Regions from separate parts of the Homo sapiens genome. Here region 1 is linked to region 2. Evidence: read pairs that join two places in POLR2A ChIA-PET (ENCODE). Cell type or tissue: Panc1. All regions are shown on one strand. Each heading gives the region's core, and the rest is flanking DNA. Links, peaks and the distances in the headings are about the cores only. Region 1 overlaps SPATS2L (spermatogenesis associated serine rich 2 like). Region 2 has its middle 120 kb from the start of SPATS2L.

Region 1 (5,391 bases), core at 309-5,308, 170 kb before region 2:
GGCAAGAAGGAGGGAGTGAGGATGGAGATTATCTCAACAAGGTCCCTCATCCAGGGACCAGGGCTTCCAATCTTTCCTTCTCCCCCCAGTCAATTTCCCTTCTTTCTCCTTTTTCTTCTCTCTCTTTCTCTCATGACATTAAGTTGGTTTGTGCTTACATGAGAAGCAATAAACTTTGTTTCTCTTTGCTTTATTTCTCATGACCACATGCTTTCACCTATGTCCATTCTATAATGTGCCACAGATTGCAAAATTTAATGGTAGGAACAGTGTGTATGTGTATGTAGGTGTGTGTATCTGTGTAGGGATGTGTGTGTGTGGGGGGGTGGGGTGGGGAATAGTGGGGTGGAGCTAGAAAGGGAGTTTCACAATGGATCCAGAAGCAATTCACAGACACACATACACAGTCACACACACACACACACACACACACACACAGCCCTGTTCTGCTCTGTTCTGTTCTATCCTACCATTGGGAAACCAGATGATGAACTCTGGTGGGGGCGGGGGGTCGTACAATGGCATCAAGCCTCAGGCCTCAGTACAGATCCATCTTCAAGCACACAATTCTACTCATCCCCTCAATGGGTCATGTGCCATGCTAGTCTTTTTGGTAAAAAAAGAAAGAGTGCTCCTTTTCAGGTAGATACATTTGAAACAACACAAGAGCTTATTACGAGGTGATGAAAGCCAAAATAACAGTAGCTTATTTATTTAGAGGAAATCCCATATTGTGAGGACACTGCTGACCACCTGCCACCTGCTTCCCCTCCCCCAAGGAGGAGCGGCTTATCTCCTAGGTTCATTTGAAAGAATAAACAGGGTAACCCCCCTTCCTCTCCCCACTCCGATAGGATCCTTCTGCCTGCCGGCAAAGAGGGTAACTTTCCACCTGCTCTTGGCCATGCAATAAGCTTTGGGTGCAGGCCCTGCCCCTGGTTGGGGAGGACAGAGGTAGAGAAGGGGATGTAATGTCCCACTCTGCCTGTAACTGGGTCTCCTTACTGCAGGGGCGAAGTATTGGCAAACCATGCTGGCCCTGATCTAAAGACACATTTTCCAGTGAGCTTTTATCAGAAAGAAAGCTGACATTTTACTCTCCTCTTGCCTGACTGCCCTCTCTCTCAACATTACCTGGCACACTGTAGGAAACTAGTAAACAATTTTTGAAGAAGAGAATAAATGGACTTGGGTGGACCAGTTAGCTGACCTTCTAAAACCCCAGTGAAATTGTTCTGAACTTGAGGCTCTATGTATTTTTTATCACTCACCCCATAGTTGTAGTGCTTGCACATGGACCATATATGTTATTTATTTATAAAGGTTAAACATGTGCTTCTGTATTAATATATCACATACTTTATAGAAATATTCTAAAATAGAAATTTGAAAAGATATGGAAAAAGATGTTAATATAAGCTCCAATATATTCTTACACCCCCAAAGGATTATTTTGAGCACTCCACTTTGGAGCCCACTGGTCTAGAATTTCAGTACTGTAGAAGTTCAGAAGAGAAGGACTTAGAAGTCTGGAGTAGTCCAGACAGACTCAGCTGGACTGGAAGGGCCCTGGTTCACAGCCGTGCACTCCTTGCCACATGCTGTAAGATGACTTTCCATTTGCAGAAGATGCTCAGTGTATATGTGTTGAAATGAACTGGAAGGAGGTGAGGACTGAGCTAACAGTTGCTGAATGGCCAGGATTTACAGAGCTAGAAGGAAAATGGGAGGTGCATGCCAAATAAGACTTCTCTGGGAATACTTTATTCCAAGAACAGGCTTATCACACAAATGGGATAGAAGTTGGCTTTCATCACACTGACTTGAGCGCCAATATATTGCAGAGTAACAGGAAATAATGTTAGTCATTGGAAGACAGAGAAGAGTCAAAGTGGCAGGTTACCTTGAACAATGAAATAAAGGTAGAGAAATCTGGATTTGATTTGCTGTAGAATGAAATATGGAACCATTCAACATTTTAAAGATACAAACATCATCATGATATCTATGTTTTGTGAAGATTATTCTGAGGTTAGGGTGCAAGCTGGATGGAAAAAAAACTGGATTTGGTTAGAGCAGCTCAGAAGAGTCTGTAGTGAGACTATCAGAGTTTGATTAGAGTGATAAAGGTGGTAATAATGAAGAAAGTATGAAACTGAACATCAATTAGAAAGAATATGATCAAGCCTCAGTAAAATATGGAGGAAGAAAGAGAAGAAACCAAATACTCCTAGAAATGATTCCACCATTTAAAAACTAAACAACCCTAATTGATTTCTTGAAGTTTTTTATCCTGATTTGCTAGAGTAAGTAACAACAGTGTGAGTTGATATTTCCTTACTCCTATTTAAAAGCTTGGGGCTCAGCCTCTAACCTCAAAGAAAATTTGTGTGTGTGTGTATTTTTTTTTTTAAGAGTCAGGGTCTCACTCTGTCATGTTGTCCAGGCTGGAGTGCAGTGGTATAATCATGGCTCACTGCAACTTTGAACTCCTGGGCTCAAGGGATCCTCCCCTTCAGCCTCTCGAGTAGCTAGGACCACAGGTGTGCACTGCCACGCCTGGCTAATTTTAAATTTTGTTTTTAGATAGAGATGGGATCTCACTATGTTGCCTGGTCTCAAACTCCTGGCCTCAAGTGATCCTCCTGCCTTGACCTCCCAAAGTGCTGGGATTACAGGTATGGCCCACTGCATCCAGCTAAAAAACTCTTAAACATGGAAGATGGACCAAATTTTCAAGAGCCCAAGATATTACTACATTTGCTTGAAGATGCAATTTAGAAATGGCACTCTGCCTTAAAAAAAAAAAAGGAAATATCACCTTTGTGTGTATGTAGTGAATAACTCCTGATTTTCTGCATGTGAGTGAGCAGAGCAATCTGGTCAACCACAAGATGAAGACCAATATTAAATTCACGTACCTTTGCAGCCAGGTTTTTCCTGTATGTGAACTCCACTGTATTTCTAGCCATAGAATTTAGCTCTAAGATAATTTAGCCAAATGAATACTAAAAGACATGGAATAGCGGTGTAGGTCATGAAAATGCTGGAAGAAAAAGAAGTCCAAGCATTTTCATCAACTAGTGCTAATTCTGTGAACAGGTTATATGATGTGCCTGCATTTGTACAGTTCATCTTTTGAAACCTGTGTGCTAGATCCCTCAATGGCTTATTCTGAAAATGGTCTCCTAAGATGGTAAGAAATGACCAAAAATTACATAAAGCTCACTTTCCAAATAGAGTTATGCAGAAAATAATCTGCCATCTGGCTTTCTGGCTAACTTCACTTCTTTCCTTTTAGGCAGATATTATTTTATCCAGACCACACAGTTTGTTCGTCTAGTTGGTTCACGAAAATTTCAGAACATGACTCTGTAACAGGAATGTTTGGCAAGTGACAGAACAGTAGCTGCTTAACATCAGGCCAGTTTCCTTGTCTCAGTGGTTAAGCAAGTCTCTCCCAGGCTATGTGTGCTTGGGTGCCTTCAGTTATAAATTCAAACTGATGATTTGATGACATCTTTGATATCTCTCAAAGATCACGTCTCCAATGCACTTTGAGACATGTATTGCTCGCGTACATATACTGATGCTCAAAAATTAACTACGAAGACTTTAAAACCCAGTGCTACTTCATGAGAAACATTATGATAGTCTACTTGAATGCAGATTGATCTAAACCAAGTCAATGTACTTGTCATTTCATGTGAAATGGGAGTAAAGTTTCCCTATTCTTGTTACATAAAAAACAACCTGTGCTTTAAAATTTAGCCAAGTTGTGCTGGAGTATGGAAAAAGTAATTTGGTCTGGGTTGGCTTTTCAAAACCATAATCTAAGAAAAGAGGCATCTGATTTTTAAAAAATCAGATAAGTTGTATAGTTACTTTTCCCCCTCTCTACATTTTTCAAAAGGCAGAAATCAATGGTCTTTGTAACCACCTACCTGTCTCCAAAGAAAGTGACAGGCTGAGCTGAAAGTTAGAGCCTCCAAACTTCTGCCAATGTAAGGGAGGAAGGCTTTTAATGACACTATGGGCTTGGCATTATTTCTCAGTGGCCTCACTTAGCCAGCAATGCTAAGGGCTCCAGCAGAGCCTAAAGCATAATTCTACAGACACTGACAATGAAAGGACTTTCAGGAATGTAGTAACCGATCCTACAGAAGCAGTTTAGAAGGGAAAACACATGTCCAAAAAAATCTGGCCCCAAACAGAGGTGGAATGAACAGAATTCAACATCTGTGAAGAATGTTGGATGATGACATTATAGTTCTCAAGAAAATATTCAGTAACAACTTCACACAATTTTAATAAACACAGTTTATCTAGATCCTTGAAAGTAACAATTCCATTGCTATGGTTTGAATGTATCCCTTAAAGTTCATGTGTTGGAAACTTAATCCCCAATGCAGCAGTGCTGGGGGGAGTGATTAGGTCATGATGGCTCTGCCCTCATAAATGATTAATGTCCTTATTGCAGGAGTGGGTTAGTTATCTGGAGAGTGGCTTTGTTGTAAAAGCAAGGTGAGCCCCCTCTTGCTCTCTTGCCAGCCATGAGATGAAGGCAGCACAAAGGCCCTCCCTTCACCAGACACCAATGCCATACTTCCTAGCCTCCAGAACCATGAGCCAAATAAACTTCTGTTCACAAACTACACAATCTAGAGTATTCTGTTATACAAAATAGGCTGACATCCATGATCCCTAAAGCGTTATTAGTCATTTACCAAGCCATCCTCAGATTTTTATTTCCTATTGAATCTAGTTGATAAGTTATATTGCTCATTTGCATAATTCCATTTCCTCCACTATGTCTTTGATCCAGAGCATGACATCATGTAGTCAGAGAATGGAAAATGTTTCTATATTTTGGGAGAAAAAAAAGCAATGTTTGTGATAACCCATTTTTTTCCCTCCTTCTAAGCTAAACACTTATAATTCTTAACACATGTTTTTTTCTTGGAACCATTTTTTTACTTCTGGCTTTATGTAAAATGTGAGAATTTTCTGTCTCAGAAAATGGCACTAGTTCATCTCTTATGATGTCCCCATTGTATGTTCATTGCCAGTGAGACAAATCTGTTTAGTGCCATCATTATTATTACTATAAACAGACCTGTATAATGTGCTTTTATGCATGTTTATCATTTTCAGTTTCAGAACTGTGTTATTTAGGCCTTGATCAGAAAGGTTTTCATATGAATAATGAGCCTGACTTTCTGGTCTGAAATTCCAATACACTTTATAGATAGATACACATAATACCCATTTACCGTGGACTGACTTGTAATTCAAATAAGAAATTCAAAACCACAGGTGTAAATGTACTATTAGTGTTGGGCTTTGACTTGTAAACAGGAATATAATTCATGAATTCCGTTAATTATTTAG
Region 2 (5,391 bases), core at 81-5,080:
TATGATCAGGAGCCTGGAGGATATAATTGTCATAATTTAATCCAAGATATGAAAGAGGACAAGTGGATGACAGTTGGTAAAACTTAGTAGCAATTTTCCTTGGAATTGTTGACATAAATAAATGCATGAGTCCTTGATTATACATTTTCCAACAACTTCAATTAATTGTGGTTTCATTTCTGAAACTCTCTCTTCAACTCCAGGACTTGCACAAGTGAAAAACACTTAGCATCAAATTTAGAGTTAAAAAAAAAAAGCAATATAGAATCCAAGTGTTTGCTCCTCAGCATGTTATAATCATAACTAACCCCATGCCCTTACTTGTAATCAAACTTTCTTTCCTTGATTTCCCCTTTATTTATAAGAATGTAGATTAAAGCTCAGGCTGCAACACAGACCTTGGCCAAAATTGGGAAGTGTTAAAAATTGATATTTGTCAGTTTTCCCTTTAGTTTGATACTTAATCAAATCTCCAAGGCCAGTCTTCAAGCTGTTGTTTAATGCTTGGGGTATCTGCCACTACCTCTGCACTCTGCCCATCTGTCTCTCCTCCTTTCAGAGTCCAGGAAATTCTTCTGTTGAAGTCCATTTCTTTTGAATATTGGTGAACAGACACCATCTACTCTTGTTTTAGTTGCTTTCCCTAGTTCAATGCATAGATGACATATTAGTTAGCTATAACCTACCATCTACTAACAACTTCAAAATCTCAAGGGCTTACAACTAAAATAACTGTCTTCATATTCACCAGTCTGCAAGTAGACTGAAGTGCAGTTTTTATGGGCTGGGAGGTTTTTTTAAGGCTGCAGGTCTGTTGGGCTTAGCTGCAGGCTGTTGACTAACTCCATGTCTGCTCCCAATGTATTTTCATCCTTCCTGGACTCGTGACCACCCAGGGAATGTCCTCGTGGTGAAGGATTGGTGCACAAGCCAAAACACAAAAGCATGTTTCAAGTCTCTGCTCACAACATTTACTAGCATTCCATTTACCAAGTCAAGTCACATGGTCAAGCCCAACATCAATGGCATAAGGAAGAATGCAAAGTTACATGGAAAAAGGCATGGGAGTATAAGGTGAAACCACAGGGAATTGCTGATATTTGACCATTTTTACTTAATCAAAAATGGAAATTTTATATAGCCTGACCTTATATTCCTATTACCCAAGGAAATGAAGAACTAGATAATCTTCATTTAATCCAATCTACCACAGATGGCTTCCATTTAACACACTGACTTTCACAACCAATATATTAATTTTTTAAATGTTAAAACCTTAATATCTTTGATCGGATTATAATATACCTACCTGTGACTTTGTGGCCTCTATCATTTTAAAAAATATACAATTTAGTAGTTGTTAGTATATTCATGTAGTTGTGCAATCATCACCAAATCTAATTTCAGAACAATTTTATCATTCCAAAAAGAAACCTGTACCTGTTGGCAGTCATTCTATGTTTCCCCTCACCCTAGTCCCTGGAAACCAATAATCTTTTTCTGTCTCTAAGCACTTGCCTGTTCTGGACATTTCATACAAATAAAATCATACAAAATGACATTTTGTGACAGGTTTCTTTCACTTAGCATAAGGCTTCCAGGTTCATTTATGTTATAGCACGATCAGTACTTCAATCCTTTTTATGGTCATGTAATAGCCCATTGTATGCATATACCACATGGTTTTTTTTTTTAGTTTTTTTTTTTTTACCGTTTGATGGATGTTTGTGTTGATTCCACTTTTTTGGCTATTATGAATAATGCTGCCATAAACGTGTGCGTACATGCTTTTGTGGGTACATACGTTTTCAATTCTCTTGAACATATACATAGTGGAATTTCTGGGTTGTGTGGTAATTCTATGTTTAACATCTTGAGGAGCTGCCAAACTCTTTTCCAAAGTGGCTGCAGCATTTTACAATCCCACCTGCTATGTATGAGTTTTCCAATTTCTCCACATCCTTACCAACATGTGTTATTGTCTGTCTTTTTAATTCAGCCAACCTAATGGGTGTGAAGTGGTTGTGTCTCATAGTGGTTTTAACTCACATTTCCCTAATGACTAACGACTTAGAGCTTTTTTTCTTGTGGTTTTTGGCCATTTGTATATCTTCTTTGGAGAAATGTCTATTCAAGTCCTTTGCCTATTTTTTAACTGGTTGTCTTTTTGTTGGTGAGTTGTTAAGAACCGGATACTAGATTTTTATTGGATATATGATTTGCAAATATTTTCACCCATTCTATGGGTTTTCTTTTGACTTTCTTGATAGAGTCCTTTAATGCAAAAATGTTTTTAATTGTGATAAAACAGAAATGTTTTATGTGAAGTTCAATTCACATACTTTTTTGTTGCTCTTTCTGCCTGTGCTTTTGTTGTCATATCTAAGAAACCATTGCCTAACCAAGGTTATGAAGATTTCTACCTCTCTTTTTCCTAAGAGTTTTAGCTTTAGCTCTTACATTTAGGTCTATGATTCATTTTGAGTTAATTTTTGTATATGATGTGAGGTATGGTTTCAACTTCATTCTTTGCATGTGGATATCAAGTTGTCCACAGGCCATTTGTTGAAAAGACTATTCTTTTCCCCATTGAATTGTCTTGGCATGCTTGTTGAAAATCAATTGACTATAAATGTAAGAATTTATTTCTGAATTCTCAGTTCTATTGCATTGACCTATGTGCTTACTGTTATGCCAATGTCACACTATATTTTTTATTGAAACTTTATTGTAGTTATTTTTTTGAGATAGGGTCTTGCTCTGTTGCCTGGGCTGGAGTGCTGTGGTGTGATTACAGCTCACTACAGCCTTGACCTCCCAAGCTGAAACGATCCTCCTGCCTCAGCCTCTCAAGTAGCTGGGACTACAGGCATGAGCAACCATGCTCAGCTACTTTATTTTTAACTTTTTTTTGTAGAGATGGGGTAACACTGTGTTACCCAGGCTGGTCTTAAACTCCTGGGCTCAAGTGATCCTCCTGCCTCAGCCTCCCAAAGTGCTGGGATTACAAGGGTGAGTCACTATACCTGGCCTATAGTAAGTTTTGAAATAAGGAAGTGCAAGCCTTCAAACTTTGTTTTTCTCTTTCAAGGTTGTTTTGGCGATTCTGTGTGCTTTTCATTTTCATATTAATTTTAGAATCAACTTGTCAGTTTCTGCCAAAAAAAAAAGCTAAACTTGGATTTTGATAGAGATTGTGTTGAATCTAAAGATCAGTTTGGAGCATACTGCCATTTTAAGAATATTATGCTTTCTGATCCATGAACATGGGATGTAGTTCTAAATATTTAGGTCTTGTTTTGTAGTTCTCAGAGTACAAGCATTGCAGTACTTTTCTTAAGTTTATTTCTAAACATTTTGTTCTTTTTGATGCTATTGTAAGTGGAATTGTTTTCTTAATTGCATTTTTGGCATGTTCATTGCTACTTAAAGAAATATAATTAATTTTTCTGTATTGATTTTGTACCGTGCAACCTTGCTGAACTCATTTATTAGCTCCAATAGTTTTTTTTTAATACAAATTAATTAGGATTTTCTACATACAAGATTCTATGTGAATAGAGACATCTTTATGTCTTCCTTTCTAATGTGGATGGTTTTTTATTTCTTCTTCTGACTAAATGGTCCTGGATAGAACCTCCAGTGCAATGTTAAATAGAAGTGGCAAGAGTAACCTTCCTTGTCTTGTTCTTATGGAGAACATTTTTCATGTTTCAGACTAAATATTGGTTTTTACAGATGTCCTTTATCACATTGTGAAAGTCCTCCCTATTTCTAGGTTGTTGAGTGTTTTGATCATAAAGGGCTGTTTTTAGTCTCTTTGTGCTTATTTCACATACCTCCACAATGAGGAATCAATGTTAGGGTTTAGTTCTTGATGAAAGAAAGACCTTGTTCCCTTTAATCTCAATACTTAAGAGTATATTCCTTGACCCAACAACAGCTTTTATATTTATTGTAACTAATATACTCAATTCTAAAATATACCCATTAATCCTTATTTGTTTAACTTTTAGAAAACATTCAGGTTAAGATGAATGCACACAGATTAAAAATTTCAATGACTGCAAGGCAGCCTGCTTAGAGCAAGCTGTGTTAATAATTTTTTCCATCAAAATCTTCTGACCTGAAACAAATGTGCAACTCTATAATTTTCCCACTTTAATTAACTTTAAAAAACTAACACCAACTGAAGAAATTTTAAATGAGTTCATTAGTCCAAATATGCACATTTTTTCTCTTAACAATTGAAATAAGAAGAATTTAAAAAGAAAATTCCTAAAAAGCTTTAAAAACAACCCCAAAATCCATATACTGTGCATTTTAAGTTTTGTCTGAGTCTGTACTTATTAAATAAGCAAAAAATATAAATCTAATATACTTCACCCTATCCTCTTTTGTCTTGTAGTTCAGCATCTCTTTTCTAGTTTACTTGGGTTTTCTTGTTTTTCTCTTGGCCCAAGTAAGTATTTCATAGATATAATTTGTCTCCAAACCCTTAATCCAAAATGACAGCAAATATACCCTCTGCAATTGAGGAAATAAACATAAAATAAGTAGTACATACCTTATTGCAGTCTTTTTTAACTTTGTGGGTCATAAACTATTTTTAAAAACTGATGCTCACTGTGGGTCCTCTCCCGAGAAAAATGCACACATGCATAGATAAATAAAATTCTGTATACAATTTTAGGAAGTCCTCATATGTGCACAGAGAATATGAAAAAAATTCAATATGTGTTTGAGCCTATATGTGCATTTAATTAAGCAAGTATACTAGGAAAATTCCAAAGACATAGGAATTACAAGTATTTTTTCACATTTTGCCTGTCATTTTTGTGTCCAGTTTAGACTCTTGCATTCCAGACTATCACACTGGACATCTCTGATGTTTCAAATGCTTCAGTCATTTGCAGACAAATACTAGAAATGTTCCTGCCTCACGGTGCAGCAGACAACTGGTTAATGCTCTGTGGACTGGAAAGAAAAAGAGCAATACAGAGAAACAATATTTCATTTTGCCTAGGATCTCTTTTTTATTGAATTCCTTGCCCCTTTGTTCCCTTCTCTCCCGGCTAAGAGCTTCCCGTATTGTCTCGAGGATGGGAAAACACAAGTTGGGGGAAGGAGGAGGCTAATTTTTCAGTGAGACTCTTCAATGCCAATGACATGACAGATGGATTTGGAGGTTCACACAATCACTTTTTCTTTAATCATGCTGGCTACCACATGGTGCAGAGACACAATTGAAAATGAAGGCTCATCCAGGAGGGATGTTTTAAAGTACATTACCTATGCATAAACTATGTACAGGCAGTTTGCAGAGCATGGAGCAGCCTCGCATTCTAGGTATAGAGCCCTGCTCTGAAATGCTGCAGTGTGCATGTGTGT

Evidence for each region. Peaks named below come from ENCODE experiments on the same cell type or tissue, not always from the same donor. Only the 100,000 strongest peaks of a DNase experiment are listed, where the experiment ranks them.
Region 1: POLR2A ChIA-PET joins it to region 2 with 7 read pairs; 3 of 35 experiments call an interaction of 5 or more read pairs at or near these places.

The regions. Positions count from the first base shown.
Region 1 is chr2:200,356,015-200,361,405 of GRCh38, reverse strand. All of the region lies in intron 2 of SPATS2L (spermatogenesis associated serine rich 2 like), which reads right to left. Among named protein-coding and RNA genes, the nearest start is that of SPATS2L, 52 kb to the right of the region's middle. In Panc1, for the core only: no CTCF peak of the experiment used is centred there; no DNase peak of the experiment used is centred there; H3K27ac peaks cover 4,223 bases.
Region 2 is chr2:200,185,664-200,191,054 of GRCh38, reverse strand. No RefSeq gene overlaps it. Among named protein-coding and RNA genes, the nearest start is that of SPATS2L, 120 kb to the left of the region's middle. In Panc1, for the core only: no CTCF peak of the experiment used is centred there; no DNase peak of the experiment used is centred there.